Linked DNA regions of Homo sapiens: region 2 is linked to region 1. The links are chromatin loops, found by intact Hi-C in ENCODE. Cell type or tissue: mammary epithelial cell. All regions are shown on one strand. Links, peaks and the distances in the headings refer to the core of each region. The heading gives the core; the rest is flanking DNA.

Evidence for each region. Hi-C counts contacts between places; a loop is a spot of excess contacts. Peaks named below come from ENCODE experiments on the same cell type or tissue, not always from the same donor. Only the 100,000 strongest peaks of a DNase experiment are listed, where the experiment ranks them.
Region 2: it touches region 1 in a loop (4-fold over the local background); 6 of 110 quality-filtered maps call a loop at or near these places.

Annotation. Positions count from the first base shown.
Region 1 is chr14:78,016,990-78,027,489 of GRCh38, forward strand. No RefSeq gene overlaps it. Among named protein-coding and RNA genes, the nearest start is that of NRXN3, 150 kb to the right of the region's middle. In mammary epithelial cell, for the core only: a CTCF peak has its summit at 5,191 (motif pointing right); no DNase peak of the experiment used is centred there.
Region 2 is chr14:78,830,843-78,841,342 of GRCh38, forward strand. All of the region lies in intron 10 of NRXN3 (neurexin 3), which reads left to right. Among named protein-coding and RNA genes, the nearest start is that of NRXN3-AS2, 130 kb to the left of the region's middle. In mammary epithelial cell, for the core only: a CTCF peak has its summit at 6,188 (motif pointing left); a DNase peak (open chromatin) is centred at 6,169.

The DNA.
Region 1 (10,500 bases), core at 3,717-6,216:
TCGGGCCAAAACAGTAGGAGTCATTCTTTATTCTTTTTTTTCTTTGTATCTCTCATCCAACTAATCAGGTTGTATCTATTTTATCTTCAAAACGTATCCCAAAATCTATCTACTTTTCTCCATCCCTACTATAGACCACTTTAGTCCATAATCCTATAAACTTTCCTCTGTCATTATAGATACTTCCTCTCTGTTTTCATTCTTGATCCAGTATAGTCAATTTTCAAAATGGCAGTCAGAATAATTTAAAAAACATTCCTTAGGTGGGAAACAAAAAGCTTAGACAACAAAATAAAAAATAGGTAAATTATACAAAAATTAAAACTGTGTTTTGTTTGTTTGTTTGAGACGGAGTCTTGCTCTGTTGCCCAAGCTGGAGTGTAGTGGCATGATCTTGGCTCACTGCAACCTCCACCTCCCAGGTTCAAGCGAGTCTCCTGCCTCAGCCTCCCAAGTTAGCTGGGACTACAGGTGCGTGGCACCACACCTGGCTAATTTTTTTATTTTTAGTAGAGACAGGGTTTCACCATGTTGGCCAGGCTGGTCTCGAACTCCTAACCTCAGGTGATCCTCCTGCCTCAGCCTCCCAAAGTGCTGGGATTATAAGTGTGAGCCATGGCACCTGGCCTAAAACTGTTAGTCATCAAAATAAACTGTCAACAGGGTGAAAACGCAACCCATGGAATGGGAAAAAATATTTGCAAACCATATATCTGATAAGGAGTTAATATCCAGAACATATAAATAACTCATACAACTCAAAAACAAAAAACCAACCTGATTAAAAAATGGGCAAAGGACTTGAATAGACATTTTTCCAAAGAAGATATACAAACAGTCAACAAGCACATAAAAAGCTGTCCAGCGTCACTAATCACTAGGGAAATACAATCAAAACCAGAGTGAGATACCATCTCACGCTCATTAGGATGGCTACGATAAAAAACCAACAACAACGGAAAATAACAAGTATTGTTGAGGATGTGGAGAAATTGGAACCCTTGTGAACTGCTGATGAGAATGTAAAATAGCCACTGTGGAAATCAGTCTGATCATTCCTCAAATAAATTAAAAGATAGATTCAGCAATTCAATTTCTGAGGATATACCCCAAATAATTGAGAGCAGGGATATGAACAGATAATTGTACACTCACATTCATAGCAACATCATTCATAATAGTCAAGAGGTGGAGGCAACCCAGGTGTTCGGTGAGAGGTGAATGGATAAACAAAGTGTGGTCTATACATCCAGTGGGATATTATTCAGCCTTGAAAAAGGAAGGACATTCTGTCACATGCTAAACATGGATGAACCTTGAAAACATTGTGAAATAAGCTGGTCACAAAAGGACAAATACTCTATGATTTCACTTATTTGAGATGCCTAGACTAGTAAAAATCACAGAGATGGAAAGTTAAAAGAGGATTGGGGGTGAAATGAGAATGAGGAGTTATTGTTTAATAGGTTACAGAGTTTCAGTTTTGCATGACAAAAAAAAAAGGTCTGCAGGTGGGTGATGGTGGTGGTTGCACAACACTGTGAAACGGCTTAATGCCATTGAACTGCACACTTAAAAATAGTTAAAATAGCAGATTTTGTTATGTATATTTTTACCACAGCTCAAAAAATAGCATAAAAAGTATTTCTCAAGGCATTTAAAATACATTGTAATATTTTCTTTTGAACTCGTCAACAATCTTGCAAAAAAGAAATGAATTCAAAGATTATGAAATAAATTATTGGCCTTTTATGGGCTTGCAAGGAACCATAACTGTTTTCAGACTATTATTCTAGATCCAGACCCTATTCTTTATTCAGAATATACTATAGCTAGTTAGCGCCTACTTATATTTAAATTATTTTCCCTGTCATATGAAGACTGACAATAGAAGTGTGCCTCATGGCTAATTAGTATTCCATTCTGAATATTTTGAGCTAAAACTTAGATTTTAAATTCCAAATTAAGTAATATTTGATATGTACAGTGGAATATATGTAAGTTATACATATATTAATATCTATAATATATGAATATATGCAAGTCATGAAAATATGTGTTATATAAGAATATACATTAGTCACAAGATATAATTATCTTCTAAAATGTAAGTCAGATCATTTCACTCCCTGATCAAAGCCTTCAAAGACTTCCAGTCTTAGTCCTTTCCCAGGTCTTTGGGCCCCGCAGGACCCTACTTGGCCTATCTTTCCAACCTCATCTCCTACTGTCTGTCTCCTGGTGCATTCTGCTCTGGCTATCTTGGCCTTCTTGTTTGTACTCAAACTTCCAAGTTGGTCCTGTCTCAGGGCCTTCATACTTGCCATCCCCTGGAATATTTTCCTTCTGAATATCTGAATATCTCATATCCTCCTCCAACTTGGTCTCTGCTCAAACGTCACTCCTCAGAGGGTCCTATCTTGACTGCTCTATCTAAAACAGACCCCTCCCTCCACTTCACACTCATCTCCCTCTACCTCCTTATTCTGCGTAACTTTCTTTTTGTACTTAAACTACACAAAGTTATATTACATACTTATCTCTCGTCTCCTTCTCATCCTTCATCTAACTTGTTTACCACAGTATCCCCAGCTCCAAGAAGAATGTCTGACACACTGATGACCTTCAATCAATGTTTTTGTTCAATGAATGAACTTAACAAGTGTTTATTGAATCCCTACTATGTGTCAGACACTGTGGAATTTGCTTTGGTGCCTGTGTGAAAGGTCATGCTATTGACTGAGACACTTTGGTTGTTTAGAGGGTTTGAGTTTGAGATACCTTGGGACTAGCAGGTGGAGATGGAGAAGGCAGTTGTTTTCCTGGCATGGAATTCAGGGGCTCTGAGAGATTGGTGAAGTATTAGTCCATTTTCACGCTGCTGATAAAGACACACCCGAAAATGGGAAATTTACAAAAGAAAGAGATTTAATTGGACTTATAGTTCCATGTGGCTGGAAACCTCACAATCATGGCAGAAGGCAAGGAGGAGCAAGTCATGTCTTACCTGGATGGCAGCAGGCAAAGAAAGGGAGAGCTTGTGCAGGGAAACTCCTTTTTTCCAAACTATCAGATCTCGTGAGACTTATTCACTATCATGAGAACAGCATGGAAAAGACTTGCCCCCATGATTCAATTACCTCCCACGGGGTTCCTCCCACAACACATGAGAATTCAAGATGAGATTTTGGTGGGGACACAGTCAAACCATATCAGATGGGAATGCATAATAGAACATAATAGAATTCTACACTGGGACTGACAACTGGTCTATCCATCCTGGGAGTCCATCTCGGATGGGCATTCAGGGGCATTGTAAGAAGAATGGTTATAGTGGTCCATAATAGGAACAGTAAGGTCCATCCTAAATGGAGCCTGTAGGTGATGTGGCTTTGGCAACTATGAGAACATCTCTGCTCCCAGAAACCACAGGCTTCTTCAGCTCCTTGGTGTTGGGAATTCCCTTAGAAGGGAAAGTGATTCACTTGGCCTCTAGAGAGAAATTAGGAAGACAGGCAGTCCCATGAGAAGGCCCCTTCACTTCAGGTTACAGAGACATCTAGACAACTCATACTGGAACTTTCCAGGACCCAGAATTGGGGGCTTTTGTCGGAGAGAGAATCTGAGGTCTAGGGCAAAGAGCAAGGGAAGTGGGAAGAAGGGCCCAGAAATTTCACATATAAATTTCCTAGATAAAAACTCCCCTTACATTTTTATGGTATTTTATTAAATATTGTATAAAAAGTCAGGTGCTCTTAAATTTAAATTCTACCTACTAATGACTTGTGGGATCTTTGGAAAATTTACTTCTGCAAATGTTCTCATTTGTGGGGTGCAGGTAATAATATAGTCCTTATGGGATTAAAGGAGATGGTGCACATAAAATGCTTAGCCCACTGCCAGCATGGACACATTCGGCCATTAGGCTCCTTCCCCATTTCCTTGACCTGATCTCATTTGAGCCTTATACAACTCTGGAAGATAGGTTTGGCAGCTATTGTTATCATTCCCATTTTACAGATTAAAAAACTGAGACCAGAGAGATTTATTCTCACTTTCTGAAAGTCAGAGCTTTAAAATAGGAGAGTTAGGATTTGAATTCAGGTCTTTGGTCCCATGTGGTCTTCTCACACCATGTTGTCCCCAGCTCCTTTCTGATGGTGTCAGAGGGTGTCATTTCTGGGGAAACGGAGTCTAATCACTTACTGCTTGGCCTGTACCTCGAAGCCGGGAAGATACTGCTACCTTTGCTTTGGTCATAATATACTTTCAGATAAAACATATAGAAGCAGAATATCTGAAAGCTGGCCAGGCATGGTGGCTCACGCCTTTAATCCCAGCACTTTGGGAGGCTGAGGTGGGCGGATCACCTGAGGTCAGGAGTGGGAGACCAGTTTGGCCAACATACTGAAATCTGTCTCTACTAAAAATACAAAAATTAGCGGGGCATGGTGGTGGGTGCCTGTAGTCCCAGCTACTGGGGAGGTTGAGGCAGGAGAATCACTTGAACCTGGTAGGTGGAGGTTGCAGTGAGCCGGGATCATGCCACTGCACTCCAGCCTGGGCAACAGAGTGAGACTCCATTTCACACACACACAAAAAGAATGTCTGAAAGCCAAACAATACACTTACATGTTATCAAGGGTATTCATCAAATTATATAAGCCCTAGTTACATCTTGCCTTTCAGATACCACATCTATTGCTCTATTTCTAGCACCCTAGAATGTCTTTAATTTCTCTTTTTGCCTTTACAGTTGAACACAGACTGGCTGGCTGGCTGGAGGAGCTGGGTGGCCAGTCAAGACTAATGATTCAACACTTTGGACAAGCCTGATGATATTCACCTTTGATTCCGTTGTCCTAAATTTGTAAGACTTTTTACCTTCTCACTTTCCTCTTTCTTTTCCCAGTTATTAAAAAAAATACAGCAAATTCAATACAATGTTAAGACAGTTGCCCAACTAAACATGGCTGTGCCGACAAGGATAGTGATCTTGTTGAATTTAATTGTCGAGTGGAGGCAGGGTCATCTTGTCATGGCTCAACTGAGTCTGCTAATTTCCAAGGCCTAAAAGGGGCCATGGGTGACAGTAGCATAGGGCAGTGAAGGTTGTGCAAAATTGCCCTGTAGTAGGTGTGACTTGGGTCATGAACTGTTGGTCCTAAACTCGTGTCTTGCCAGGAGGTGGCGCCCTTTCTCTGCCCAGTTGGTTGTGGCTCTTCATTACTGTGGGGAGGGAAAATGATGCGCTTCCTGTAGCTTGGGCAGCCATTTCAGAGGCTCTCAGATGCAGTGAACTGTGTTTCTTTCTTCTGAACAGTTACACAATTCCCGTAATGAGGGAAATTGCATGGGAATTCACTTCTTCAGCTGTCAGAGCCACTTCTCTGCCCAGGGTTAGGCTTGCTTCTCTCTTCCCTTTAGAGGTGCCGCTACCACCTCTATTTCTTTGAGTTTCTCTCCCCTTAGGATAAGCCGTGGGTTCCAGGAGAATAATCGTAACAGGATTATAATGAGGGTAGAATGGAAATGAAAAAAGAGGACAGGATGGCTGAGGGGGCTGCTTTTGGCAGTGCTTGCTTCTCTCTCTCCCTATTAGGAGCAGCTCTTCTGCCCTTATTCCTGGAGTAACAAAGTTGTCCTGTATTTCCACACACACAGCTCAATCCCCGCCAATGGCAATGGGAGTTGGAATCGCCTTGGGCTGCTAATTACCCTAAGCCCCTTTTGTTTTAGATGGATTGTGGGGAATCCAAGGTCTGAACTAAGAAGAAAGAGAAAGGGAAAAGAGAAAGAAAAACGGCTGGGTGCAGTGGCTCATGCTTGTATTCCTAACACTTTGGGAGGCCAGGGCAGGTAGATCACTTGAGCTCACGAGTTCGAGACCAGCCTGGGCAACATGGCGAGATTCTCATCTCTACAAAAAATATAAAAATTAGCTGGACATGGTGGTACAAACCTGTAATCCCAGCTACTCGGGGGCTGAGGTGGGAGAATCGCTGGAACCCAGGAGGCTGAGGTTGCAATGAGCTGAGATTGTGCCATTGCACTCCAGCCTCAGTGATAGAGTGAGACTCTGTCTCTCAGAAAAGAAAAGGAGGAAGAAAGGGGGAAGAGAAATGAAAATTAGAGAAGAAAATGTGGGAGAAAAAGACAGCCAAATAGTCATCAAAAAGAAAAAGGGACAGAGAGAGACATAGAGAAAGACAGAAAGAGACACGGGAGACCAAATGAGACATACACATGAGAGGGCCATTGATCTGGGGGAAGAACATTGGGTTTGCTTTTCATCTCATCTGCATCAAGCTCTGTGAAGTTGGAAAAGTCACGTGACTGTTCTGATCCTCAGTGTCCCCATATGAAAAATGGGAATAATTACACTTCACACCACTGTGATGTGGGCCAAATGGACCATATGGAGGAGATCTTTTGTAAGTGATCAAGTTCTAGTTAAATGATGTTACTTGATATCAACCAGACTTGAAGAGAGAGGATGTGTCCTGGCCCATGCTGAACCCTAGGGGTGGGGCATAGGTGCCCTCGGTAATCCAGGGAGAAGACCCCTGTCTTCTGCACCGCAATCCTATTTTCTCAGAAGATTTTTTAAGAGGGAAAGTTTCCTTGCCTCCAGCTCCTGGAAAGAGAGGCCTCCCCTGCCCTGGGTAGCAGTGGGGGTGGGTGGGTAGAGGTGCTTCTAGATTACTCTCTTCAAGAAATAACAGTTATAGCTAACATTTTATTAAGCTTACTATGTGCTAGGTGCTTTCCTAAGTGCGCTTTGTGGATTAACATTAAACCTCATAATGAAGTAGGTACTATTAATAGCTTCATTTTACAGATGTGGAAACTAAAGCAAAGAGAGATAAAAGGAAATTGCCTAAGGTCACACAAGAAGTGGCAGAGGAGATGAAAACCCAGGCCATCTGTTGCCAAGTCGCTCGTCCTAATCACTGTGCTATACTGCCTCTCCAGTTAGGCCCATGTCCCTCACTTTTCCATGTTCTGAGCAGGAAGCAGGAGGCTGCCTGCTGATCTGTTTTTTTTTTTTTTTGAGACAGGGTCTCACTCTGTCACCTGGGCTGGAGTACAGTGGCACAATCTTGGCTCATGGCAATGTCCGCCTCCTGGGTTCAAGTGATTCTCTTGCCTCAGGCTCCCAAGTAGCTGGGATTACAGGCATGCAACACCGCACCCGGCTAATTTTTGTACTTTTAGTAGAGACAGGGTTTCACCACGTTGGCCAGGCTGGTCTTGAACTCCTGACCTCAGGTGATCTGCCTGCCTTGGCCTCCCAAAGTGCTGGGATTACAGGCATGAGCCACTGTGCCTGGCCTCTGATCTGTTTCAATGGTGGGTCAGTCAGGGTTCTACTAGAGAAACAGAGGAAGGAGGATACACGAACCTCGTGACACCCCTGCTCCCTGCTGCTGCCTGCCTCCGCGTTTGCGCACATGCTCATACACACACGAATATCCATGTTGATTTCTCTATATCTTTCTGTTTCCAAGGAATTGGCTTACATAATTGTATTAATAGGTTCTGACTGAACAATCCCAAATCATGTAGGGCAGGTGGGCAGGCTGGAAGACTCTCAGGTGGAAGCTGTGCTGCAGGCTATAGGTGGAATTTCTTCTTCCTTGAGGACACTTCAGTTTTGCTGTCAGGACTTTCAACAGATTAGATGAAGCTCACCCATGTAATCAAGGCCAATCTTCTTTACTTAAAGTTGCCTGATCAGAGGTGTTAACTATTATATATCTACAAAATACCTTCACAGCGATATTTAGCCTGATCAGAGGTGTTAACTATTATATATCTACAAAATACCTTCACAGCAATATTTAGATTAGTGTTTGATTGGATAACCGAGTACTCCTACCTGTGTAAGTTGATACATAAAACTAACCACCATGATGGGAAGGGGAGAGTAAGAAAGGGGAAGGGCAAAATACCAGGAGTGGGCAGGCAATTTACTTCTTAGAATTTAATAGACTGAAAATATGTTCCTGCCCCTCTACAGACATGACTGACAGTGAGAACAGTCACATCACATAATTCACAAGGGAGTTCCTTGGAAATGCTTCACTATGAAATTGTGCACGAGAAGCTGTTCTATGGGCAGCTCTGCAAACTAGGTCTTCTGTTTGAGATTCATAATGCACATCACCACATTGAAAGCTCTGAGAAATCCCACAGCAAAGAAACTTGTTTATAGTTTCTAATTAGGCTTTTCCCAAACTCATTTGACCACGAAACCTTTCCTTTCTTTTCCCATGTAACATCCATCAACAGAGCATGCTTAGGCTAAGGCTGGCTTAATCTCCTCTCCCTAAAGCAATAGACCCAGTTCACCGGGATACTGCTGAGGCTTCACTGATAACATAAAAAGAACAATGCTTTCAATCATTCCTTACACATAAATGCTTCCTGCTTTCCTGGTGTTCATGGAAAGTACAAGATTGGCTGACACTAGAAAGTAGAATTCTGTGGCTTTTGTCTTGTGCATATTAAAGAAAAAAAACCCTTTTAAGAGATGAAGAATTCAAAACTATTTTCATCACATTTTGGAGCAAAATGGTCTCTAGGAAAGAGGTACTTTGCATATCACATGACATACTGCCAGCAGGTACCCTCAGGGGCATCAGAACCCTGTGGGAAAGATTAATCTTGCACACTTGGGAGCTGGTACCCCAGAGAGCAGGAAGCATTGATGCTAGTGACTGTGCCATTGATCTCATCAAACAACAAATTCTTCAGTTCATTCTCGAGTGTCTACTGGGAGCTAGGGCACAGTGAGTGCGTGTGTGTGTGTGTGTGTGTGTGTGTGTGTGTGTGTGTGTGTGTGTTGGGGGAGGAGGGGGTAGGCATGCACACAGGAATAAATAGCTAATGGTTTAAGTTAATGGACAATTTTTGTTAGGAGTTGATTTAGTAACACAGACCCCTGTGATGATAAATCTTATGTGTCAGCTTGACTGGGCCATGGAATATTCAGATGTTTGGTTAGACATTATTCTGGATGAGTCCCTCTGTGAAGGCGTTTCTGGAGGAGATGAACCTCTGAATTGGTAAACTGAATAAAGCAGATGGCCCTCTCCAATGTGGGTAGGCATCCTCCAATCCATTGAAGGGATGAACAGAATGAAAGGCTGAGGAAGAGAGGATCTGCTCTCTGTCTTGGAGCTGGGGCATGGGTTTTCTCCTGCATTTGGACTTGGGCTCAGATTTAGATTGGAACTTACACAATTATCTCTGCTAGTTCTCAGGCCTTTGGGCTTGGACTAAAACTTCCACTGTTGGCTCTCCTCGTTCCTGGGCCTTTGGATTTGTGCTAGAACTACCTTATCAGCTCTCCTGGGTCTCCAGCTTGCCGATACAGATCTTGGGACTTCTCAGCCTTCGTAACCAAGTAAGACAATATACATACCTATCCCCTGTTGGTTCTGTTTCTCTGAAGAACCCAGACTAATATAACCCCTCAAATAATAGTGTCTTAAATAGGACAAGGGCTTATTTCTCTCTCATGGAATAGCAATAGTCTGCTGCTAGGCAGACCAGAGCTGGAACAGAGCTCTAAGGTACAAGAAACCCATGTTTGGCCATTTCTAAGGCATTTCTTTCATCTGCATCATACAGAATACCTCAATACCATGTCCTTATTTCAGGCAGGAAGGAGGAGGAAATGGTGTCAAGAAGGGCATGTTCCCTCCCTTTAAGGACACAACTCAAAAGTTTTATTTATCACCTACTATACATCTCATTGGCCAGAACTTGGTCATATGGCCACATATAGCTTCAAGGAGGGGAGGCTGAGAAATGTAATCCCTATTCCAGGTGGCCATGAAACCCAGCCAAAAAACACAGGGTTCCTGTTATTCTGGAGAATGGGACAGTAGATTTTTGGGGACAGCTAACCCTGTCTTCCACAGGGTTATATAAAATGTAAAAAGATATTTATTAAGCCTGGACTGTTTCTAAGCAAGGGTGTACCACAAGCCTTTAGTTCTAGGGATTGGACTAGGGATTTAGATTCCAAGGGCTAAAAACCATGAGATGACATTTACACCTCTGAATGGATAGGAACCATCCCAGACTAAACATTTGAGATTGATACTCCTGACTGTTCCCAAAGTACCCCAAAACTTTTATTTTTAACGGCAACTTAACTTATTGCATTATAATTACTTCTGAGTGTGGATGTGCCTGCCTCCCCAATTATACTGTGCTCCTTTAGGGCGGGGACTCTGTTCTGCGTCTGACTCATGGTAGGCACTCAGTAAACACTGGCTGAATCCCAGGTGGGAAATTGTCATCTGGAAGAGTTGATTTGTAGGATGTTCTTGACACCCACTCCCATTCCCACTTCCACCTCCAAATGGTCCTGAACTCTGACCTTTCCTGGTGAATTAATAGGAAATTCTGCCAAGTTAATCCAAATAATATCTGGAAACTATATAACAGGAGTATCACTTCTGCCATATTTTATTCTTTGTGGCA
Region 2 (10,500 bases), core at 4,733-7,232, 810 kb after region 1:
ATATGCCACATTCAACTTCATTCATCTGACAACAATGGAAAAATGTTACTTTAGACATCAATGGAAGTTTTACTGAGTATCATCAAATGCTTAGCAAATATTTAAAATATTTCACATATTCTTACGATCAGAAATTACACATTGAAGAATACTTCTTGATTTGGGAACTTTAATAAAAAGAAGTGAGAAATAGATCTTGGTCTGACATGGAAGGTGGAGCAAGCTGATGACTTTACTAAGTGACTTGCTACATTCTTATAGAACAAGGTAGTGGGAGTATTTTTCACTAAACTATTTATGGGACCAAGGTCACGTAACTTACTCTTGTAGCCTAAGCTGGTGATAAGGCTTGGACTTTTAATTTCCAAATTATAGCATGCAGGTATTAGAAAACTGATGACGCAAGCCACGATTCTCACTGAAAAAGAATAGAACAATATCACACCTGTAACCCCAGCACTTTGGGAGGTGGATCACGAGGTCAGGAGTTCAAGACCAGCCTGGCCAAGATGGTGAAACCCCGTCTCTACTAAAAATACAAAAATTAGCCGGGCGTGGTTGTAGGCGCCTGTAATCCCAGCTACTTGGGATACTGAGGCAGAGAATTGCTTGAACCCAGGAGGCGGACGTTGCAGTGAGCCAAGATTGTGCCACTACACTCCAGCCTGGGTGACAGAGGGAGACTCCATGTCAAAAAAAAAAAAAAAAAAAAAAAAAAACAACAACAGAACAATAGCACTTTCACTCATTTGCAATTTTAGCAGAGTTTTCATGGGTGAATATCAACATCTGTTGCTCCATTTCCTGAAAAGTCCTGTGGGTTGGAATGCCAGTGCTGTCCCAATTCACTTTGTCTTTTGCTTTAGTAATAGCAAAAATCAATGTAATTACCATCACTATTCACAGTTTTTTTTAATAAATAGTGGGACCCTCATTTAAGTCGATAAAATTGTTCTGTCTCATTCTTTGCCTTTGTTCAGGATCACATATGAAATTCTTTTCTGCAAGATGGTTTTCTACCTCCATTGACCTTGAAATGAAAAATTCTTTCAAAATAAATATTTTACAAAATTATTTCTAAGTCGAAAAAGACTTAGTGTCTTGGTGTACAAGAGTGGGGTAATACCAGCATGTTTCTCAGTGGGGAGTGGGGTAAAAGAGGAGGACAAAAAGGTTAATTAATGCATAAAAGTGCCTAGATCAAAGGCAGGCACCACTGTAAGCAAAAGACATCTCCTTGAATATTTCCTACTAACTTTCAAAAACGAATGGAACTCAGCTGTGGTTTAAATAATAATAATGCAAGAGACAAATTCAAGAGCTTTGTCTCTTGAATCAAAAATGGTTGTCAAGTTTTCTGGTTGCATATACTTAAACCTGCCAAAGGTAATGATGGCTACTTCAAGAAGTCTGCCTAAGATGTTGATACAATCAACGACTCTGTTTAGTTGTTCTTGCCAAGAAAGAAAGAAATAATTCCAGATTCCAGGTGTTACTACTTAGCTGGATGTTTTACTTTATAAGGAGGCAGCAATTCATGAGAAACAGCTGTAATTACACAGCATTCAGGTATTTCATAATTAAACTAACAGCTGATTTTAAGGTGGCACATGGCATGAGATTTTGCAACTAGGCTAAGTAAGCATGAAAGTGTAGCTTAGTTCTCTTGCTGTCGGCTTTGGACAAATCCTCTCTGTGCCTTGGTGTACAAGAGTAGGCCAATACCAGCATGTTTCTCAGTGGGGAGTGGGGTAAAGGAGGAGGACAAGAGGGTTAATTAATGCATAAAAGTGCCTAGATCAAAGGCAGGCACCATTGTAAGCAAAAGACATCTCCTTGAATATTTCCTGCTAACTGTCAAAAACAAATGGAACTCAGCTGTGGTTTAAATAATAATAATGCCAAATACTGGAATCATAGAAAACTGAGTATTCTTATCGGTATCCCTGTGACTCAGTGATTTTGGTTCCTTAGAGAACTCATCTTGTTATGTAGGACTGAAGAGGAGCTTGGATGTCAGTTGGATAACATTGATCCTGTTGAAGCTGTACCAGGCACTGTGTAAAATACAAAAGTTGTAGAGTCATCTGCAGGTCTGGTATACATGGAATTTACAATCTAAGTTTCACGCATAAAACATCTTTCCGGGGAAGACATAAGCTATTGCCCTTGAAGATTTGTAACCTAGGGGTTGGAGATAGACTCCATGAGGCTGAGGCTCCTCTATTCCCCATGCTTCAGGAGAGTTGCTCAAGTTAGTCATGGCTGTGCCTTTGCTTGTCTCTCCCAAGTTCTATTTCTATTGCTTGGTAAGTAAAACAGCTTATTTTCAGGGTTCTTTAACAAATTCTGTAATTAGTACTCTAAAGTGTTCAGTGATCCTGACTGTGTTACTTTTCACTATTGCTTAAGATCTCATGTCTTTTGAGTGACCTCTTCCTTCAGGAACCCTTAGAGCCTTGGTTTTGTGAGCCCATAAATGCCAGGAAGCCTCCAAGATTTCTAGCTTTGTGAAGTTTACAGACCATTCATTTCCGCAGTCTCCTGTTGTCATCTCTAGGGGAATTGCAGTGTGTCCATCCACCCTTGAGGCATGGCAAGGTGAACATCCCTTGGACTGAAGACTGAATGCTTGGTTTTGTTCCCATACTTAATCTGAGAGATTCAAATAATTCTTTACTTTGCTGCTTTCCTAAGACTATTTTAATAAGAAAAGCATCAAAAGAACTTGGTCAAGATGGGGAATCTTGGGTCAGGAAAATTTGGAGACTTACTTGAAGAGAATATTTGAAAAAGATTCAAAGATTTTGAACTATCAGGGTAGAGGGAAATTGTTTCTGGTGGTTAAAATGGTAGGAAGTGGCTTTCAAATCTGAAAAAATCTAAATGTTTTTAAGGTGTTCCAGGCACTGTGGTTAACAATTTATATTCCTTTTCTTATTTAGTCCTCCCAACAACCCTGCCAAAGAGGTATTATTATTCCCCTTTGAAGTGAGGAATCTTAGTGCATTCAAAAACATTCATCTACTATTTATTGAGCACCCATATTTCTAAGTGCTGATAATGTAGTTGTGAACAAGACAGCTTATATTTTAGAGGAGACAGGTCATTAGCAACTCAACAAATAAGTAGCATAATTTTCCTAGGAAAATATGTTGTGCAGAAGGTAAGGCTAGGTTACAGGTCATGCCAATTGAAGGTGGGAACACAGTAGGTGGGTTTGCAGGACAGAAAGAATGTATGTATGGCTGGTGAGTGAACAAGGGAGGGGTGGTGGTGGGAAAAGATGCAAGGATCAGGCAGGGTCTTGCTGGCCAAGGTAAGGAGTTTGCATCTTATTCTAGGAGCGACAGGAAGCTTGAGGAAACATTTATAAATAAATGAGTGATGTGATTCCGTTATGTATTGCAAAGTTTCCTCCGGCAGCTGAGAGGTTGAATAATTTGTTCAAGGTGAGGTGGGCACAAAGAAGAAAGATGGAGGGGGATAAATGACTCACTTGGCACCTGGGTCCCTCTGCCTTGAAATCCCTTTCCTGAATACTGGTCTATTTTACTTGACTACTAGTATTAAGAGATTGGAAAGAAAGAATGCAAGTAATGGTCAGAGAGGCAAACCGACTTAAAAAGCTGAAGCAAAAAGTTGCATTATTTTAGGAAAATGAAGCAGGTTCATTCGTGCTAACTCCTGGGAAGCTGGCCTTTGAGTGGCTGGCTTGCGTGGCCCTTGCAGTGTTACCTGGCAACTAAGGTAACCAGGTGAGGAGGCTCCTTTTTAAACATACCACTGAGAACAAAGCTTCGTTTTTGGATACTCAGGTACAAGGAGGACTGATATGTTTGGGTCTCCTGAACTGTGTTCCTGAATTTCCTCTGCCTTCTTGCTAATAACCTGAATTGTGCAGATACTGCTGCGGCTACCAGCACACACCAGTGTTGAAAGCAGCAAGCTTTGGAAGGTTAAGGAGCAAGTTGTGCATGAAACACTTGACCCTGCCCTGCTAAATAAAGAACCGACATACAGCCTACAGTGGGAAGAAAAGAGAGAGAGGATGCTCCTTGAGAATTTTTTTTTGTGTTGCAGACTCTTCCCCTCCCCTTCCTCCTCCCAACCCACCCCCAGTCCATCTGTGATGCCTGAATTCTTTACAGGCTGTCTTGCTAAAGACATCCTAGCCTTAATCACCTTCTCTGTATTGTGTATCACTCCTGTATCTATCTACTTATGTCAGTTGTTTACCAGTTCCCTTCAGCTGTCTGCTTTTTATCATATTATTGATCAGTCAGTCTTGGGCGTCTTAGGTTGGAGGGGAGAGAGAGAGAACCGGCAAAGGGAAGCAGGAGTAGAGAATAGCGGTGGCGGACAATCAGTTAAGATGGTTCCAAAAATAGCTCAGCTCTGCTGATGACAGCTCTGCTTGCAGCCACCCCGTATGGGATTTACGCACTTCACTAAGATTCTCTGCTGAAACGGATTCGACCAGCTGCTCCTGCAGTTGGTGGTGGCTGGTGGCGGCGGTGGCAGCAGTGGGCTGGTTACATCTTCAGAGAAGGAATTGGAAGCGATAGGTTTGGGGCAAGGCAGGCTCCCACACAGGGACATGAGATTTATTATCAGAGGCTATTAGGACTCAGGTTGTGGGGCATCTGTGTTCTTTGTACACTATGCTCTGGGCACTTGGCATCCAGTTTCTTTTTGTCCCTATCTCTTTTGAATGAGATGAGGGAGTAAGTGATGAGAAATTGTTATATTTCTCACCCACTGTGTCTATTTTGTTGCTATTGCTCTAGTTTATTATATACATAGGCTTTTTTTCCCTACTGCACTTTCTGTTGGGAGACTCAGCTATGTACAGGTCCCAACTTTATAATTCTTTGGTCTTATCCAAGACTTTCATTTGTCAAAGAAACTCTGCAAAGTGGCTGGGTCTAAAAATGTAATATAAGTAAGTACAACATTGATAGAGGGCCCCTGTCCCTCAAAGACTCTAAGTCTATGCTATGTAGAAAATGCAGTGTTTCTTATCTAGTAAGGTGATCCTCTCTTAGAAAAAGAAATGATCTTGCACAGGCTCTCAGGCTTTTGTAATCAAGACTCCTTCCAGCCACAACACCTCTAATTACAGGGTTTTTGGCATCCTGATTGTCCCCCAATGTACTATGTGTAGGGGCACTGTGGGGGTGCCCTATAATTTGTCAAGCTTATTATCTTGCTCTGGCACACAGAATACACTGAATCAATTTTTAAGGTCTCTTTCAAAATGTGTCTACGTCATCTAAAACCCATAAATATTAAAATCATATGCACTAGAAACAGTTAAGATGTTTAAATTTTCCAGAACACAGAGACTTAGGAAACAGGCAAGACACAACATGAAAGCAAAAAAGGAAAGAGAATGTTACTTATTCTATTATCTGCCATGATGGGGAAAGGGGAGACAGAAAAACAACTTTCTCCTTATAAATCCCAGCTTTTGCTGCTGCCTTTACTATAAATATTGTTATTCAAAAGGTTTTCACCTCCTTCTTGGGAGGCTATTCAGTGAAGTATAAGATATAAAGAGCAATTTTATTGCCTAAATGAGAAGCTGGCCAAAGTGTAGTTTCCTCAGCTCCATGCTCAGAACATCTGATTCAGTAGGTTGAGTTGGGACTGATATACATTTTCATAAGCATGTGCAGTAATTCTGATGTAGCTCGTCTGTGGACCACAACTCAGGAACCCTAGTCTTTTAAATGTATATTTTTTTAATAACATGGTGCTCTAATTTGGAGCCCTCAGAAAGAAAGGAAAATAAAACAGCATAACCTGTGTCCTCCATGATAGTTTAGTGGGCTCTAGTATTAGTTTATTTCATGACATGTAATTGTTATTTTCATTTAATTTGCTGCACAATTACTTTTATGTATAATCCATGTTGAGATGTGAATAGGACAATTTACTTTATTTAAATACTTTCAGCATTGGCATACCTGAGGAGATAATAGACTATGAGTAGGGAAGACATGGGCTGATGTTCTACAGTGTTCCAGGGTCAGCCATTTTCTTGCTGCAAGCCGGAGAAGATCCACACTTCCTTCTATTCTATTGAGCCTTAGAGTGGCCACAAGGAGTATCAGTTGCTCCCTCCTTTGAAGGCTGGAGTCTGTGAAGGCAGTGTTCAAGTTCACTTGTTAACCCACATCGCCACCTACTGTCCACCCCCCATCCTTAATTAAGAAACTTTTGCCTGGGAGTTGGGCGGAGATTAGTGTGAGAGGCTACAGTATGAATGAAAAGTGAGATTGTGAATGCACCTCTATCGAGCCCTATTCAGAATGCTTGATTTGCAATAGTTTATTAAGAATTACAGCATTACTATCCTTAAATCTAAAGTCTCTCTCTCTTTCAGTCCAGAAGCAAATTACTTTTGGGTTAGAAATAGCAGCCAAGTTCCTGTTAAAATGAAAACAAACCTCTCTCCACCTTGTGTCTAAGGCCCTCTTTGTTGGCTTTAAAATGTTTATTGATTTGGGGATTTAATGTTGGATCCAACTGTGAATAGTGGCCACTTTGGGCCTGGTGAGTGATCCTGGAATTTGTCAAACAAGTTTATGGAAGGAAACCTGAAAATGCTTCACCCTAGTCCTTTGCCTCTTTATTTTTGTGGGTTTTTTTTTTTTCTCTTTGAGAATGTTTTCTATTTGAGTGGAGAATGCTCTCATATGGTACTTTTCTCTGATCCTTTTGGAAAGAGCAAGTGTCCTTTGAGAAATACTTGTTCTTGGTTGTTCCCTGCTCCCCACCCCCATGCCTGTCCCTGCCACTTCTAGAGCAGGTGGAAGTCGCCTGTGGGTTCTTCTGGTCTCAGGCTTTGACTGTTCCCCTCCACAAATTTGTTCTTAATTCGATTTTGTATTGAAGCACATCAGTTATTTGGGCTTCCATCTTTAGTGAAAAGCCACCTTTGCGTGTTGTTATGCCACATTACAGTGTTCCAGAAAACATATTGGTGTAGATGCAAAATCTTGCCTTCATAATTTTTAGCCTTATGTTGGATTAGAGAGCATATTTTCAAGTTGATCTCTTGGAACCTCAGCATGAATCTATATTAGAAGCCCAGAGAATGCTAAACAGAGTTTTCACTGAGCCATATTAGATAACAAATTATTTTACCTATAAATGAGATATTAATTATATAGATTAGATTTTTGTTATTAGATTATCAGCTATGGAGTGATCACCAAGGAGGATAAAATAGAAATAGTATAATCTTCTTTGCCCCCCTTTAACTCTACTATCTGTGGAATATACTGAACTTTTTACAACCAAGTCTTTAATGCTCTTTACTTTCCCTAGCAAATGTTCTTCCATTTAAAAAGTCTTTAAAATACTTCTTTATTTTAGCAGTGCTTCAGAAAATCTATCTTAGACCATTCTATGCTTTTAAATCTATGATAAGATTAATTAAGTAGGCTAACAACCTCACTTAAAAATATTACCTCGTTCTTGTAACATTAATTTCTACAGATTTTTTTATTGTGTAGAAGTAGATACATAGATATTCCTAGTAACTATAGTATAATATAAAATTAAAATCCTATGTGTTGAATCATTATGTTAATAATAGCTGCCATTTCTGGAGCACTGTGTCTTCCAGGCCTCTGGTAAACACTGTTGCATACATTATTTGTCTTAGTTCTCAAAATAATCTTGAGAGGTTTGTACTATTCTTTCCATCTTACAGATGCAGAAGTTGAGGCACATGAAGAGAATTCTTAGGATCCTAAATTTTCATAAATGCCTTCAGGGGAATTTGACAATCAATCTCCATTAGGATCACATTCTAGTAGTTTTGGCCAAGGAGAGTAAAGGAAAAGCTTGTCTTTCTTGCCTAGAAGTTTAAAGGTCAAATCCTCTCTCTAGCCATATTGCAATTCTGGGGACAGTTCCTATTGATTGGGCACTTCCATCTAATATGCTGTTCAACTGAGATTCTTTCTGGCCAAGAGCTGTGCAGGGGTAGGTGGCCTCAGAGAAGGAGCTGCTGGAAGGGAGAAAAAGGTGGCTTTGTCCAAAAGAGATGAAGCTCATAGGCATGCTGTGCTTCATACCCTCTACTAGCCTTGCTCATTTAGGTTATTTGCTGAAAACTATGCCTGTCTCAGGGAGAATAGTGGGTGCTGGAGATCCGTTGGTGAGTGGATGCTTTCTCTTCCCTCATATAGCTTAATTGTTAGTGCTAGAGACAGATACTAAAATAAATGTACTGGTGCAAAGTTAACAACTTGACTTCATAAGAGCCATAAGGGGAAATTTTAAATTGTGTGAAAATATATGACTAGAAGAGCTGCTCTATTCTGGGATGGCCATGGAGCATCACGAAAGGCTTTGCTGAGCACATTTGTGCTGGACTTAGAATGATGGCTAGGAGTTACTAGGCTAAGAAAGAGGGATGTGCCAAAGATCTTTAAGGAACTTAACATGAATGTGGCTGAGGAAAAGTGAGGGATGAGCTTAGAGAGTGTGGAAAGGGTCAGATAATGGAGGACACAGTCAGTCGTGATAAGGATTTTGCTTTTTTATCTTAAAAGCAATGGAGCTCATGTACTTTCCTCTTGATCTGCCCAAGTACTTCAGTCTTCTTTTCCCCTTTTATGCTTTTCATCTGTCCAAGCTCTTCAGCTGAGCTTTCCTCACTGATGACAGCACTATCTGGAGTGAAGGAGGTGCAGATCCTGAGATGGACTGCACACCCCTTGGGGCTGGATGGACAGACTACTCTTCGAGTGAGATAAGGGATGCAAGTGTAAAGGGCGAGTATGTTGCCTCACTCAATCACATGTTCACCACCCTCTCTGCCAACCTTTCTGCCTCCTGCTACACCCTGCCTAAGCCATGCTGACCAACCTTGTCACTCTGGCCTCACTGGAGCAAGAAAGTCTTAGAATGCTGGAGGGTTCCACAAGAATAAAAAGAGCCCACCACATCTGCATGCATAAACACTACACAGCTAGCTCTTGCTTATTTCTGAGTCCAGCAAATATTATTTGAGTGTTTTTACACATCACTGATCCAATAAGGAAAACTTGTATAAAGACTAATGTTTTTATGCTTCCTTTATAGAACATGAACACATTTGAGGTTTTGTTACTTATTCTGGAGCATTAATGCAAGATCCAAGAATATCAGCTTTAAGATTTGTTTTTCTATTCTCAGAATAGGTTTGAAACAGAGAGCAAAATACCTACCTGTATGCCTTCTTTAGTGACAGTTGTTTCTAAAATATCTGTCTTTCTTCTGAGAGAACTATTTGAGTAGTGAGAATTAAGTAGGAATGGACATAAAGAGATTATCATGAAGATGGTTTTATGATCATCACTGTCATTGCCATTGTCAAAGAGGCATTTATTAAATGCCAGATTTGATTTTAGCATTGTTTTAAGTTCTGTTACCTGAAGAGAATTCAAAATCACAGTCTTTGTCCTATGGGAATTTCAATCTATCAGGCAGCCTTGATTTAGAAACATTTGAAGAGGACATAAAGGTAACAAGAATGAAAAGAGATTGGATCAATATATAAAAACTGAAAGCATTTATATTACTTAGAAGTTAAAAGTCAAAACAAATCTAGAATACTGTTGGGATAGTCAGAATAGGTTAGGCTGTGTTGTGGTAACAAGCCAACCCCATACCTCAGGAGCTAGCAGAATGGAGTTTATTTCTCACTTCATACTTCATGCTCATCACAGGTTGGCAAGAGTATGCTTTGTGTCATCATTGTTAAGGGACCTAGACTGAGGGAGCCTTTACTATCCAGAATGTTGCTCGTCACCCTGGAAGCAGGAAGGAAATCAGGTGAATTCTGACTGGCTTTGAAAGGTTTCTATCCAGAAGTGACACTTTACTTTCACATTCGCTCCATTAGCCCAGGCAAGCCACACGGTAATGCATCACTCGAAGAGAATTAGTAAAACAGTAAAGAAACACTTCTGATCAAATTTAGTAATTATTCTAGCCACAGTAATCAGTCAATCTAATTAGATGATAATACTATTAGTACTTATCAGCAACAAAACATGTGCTAGGTATCAAATGCTTTGTTAAGCAATTCACACACATTACTACATTTAATCTTTACTGACTTATGAGGTGGGTTCTATCATTATCTCTATTTTCCACATGATGAAATTAAAACTGGGAGTCTTTAAGCAACATGCCTCAGGCCACACAGCTGGTATTTTGTAGAGCTACAATTAAAACCCACTTACTCCTAATTTAAGAGTCTGAGTGTTTTTTCAAGATTCCTATCATGTCACAGAAGTCCACTGACTTGTTTTGATCGAGCTGAGAAGAACAGACTAGAGTCACTTCTGACCTGGCCACTTAGAATTATTAAGAAGTGTCTCTGCTTTGCTAGAAATCTGTCTTTGGCTTTGTTGGTATTTAGAACCAGATGGATGATGATGATGATTATTATTATTATTGTAAACCGTCTTCCACTTGTTTTCTATTTCCTTT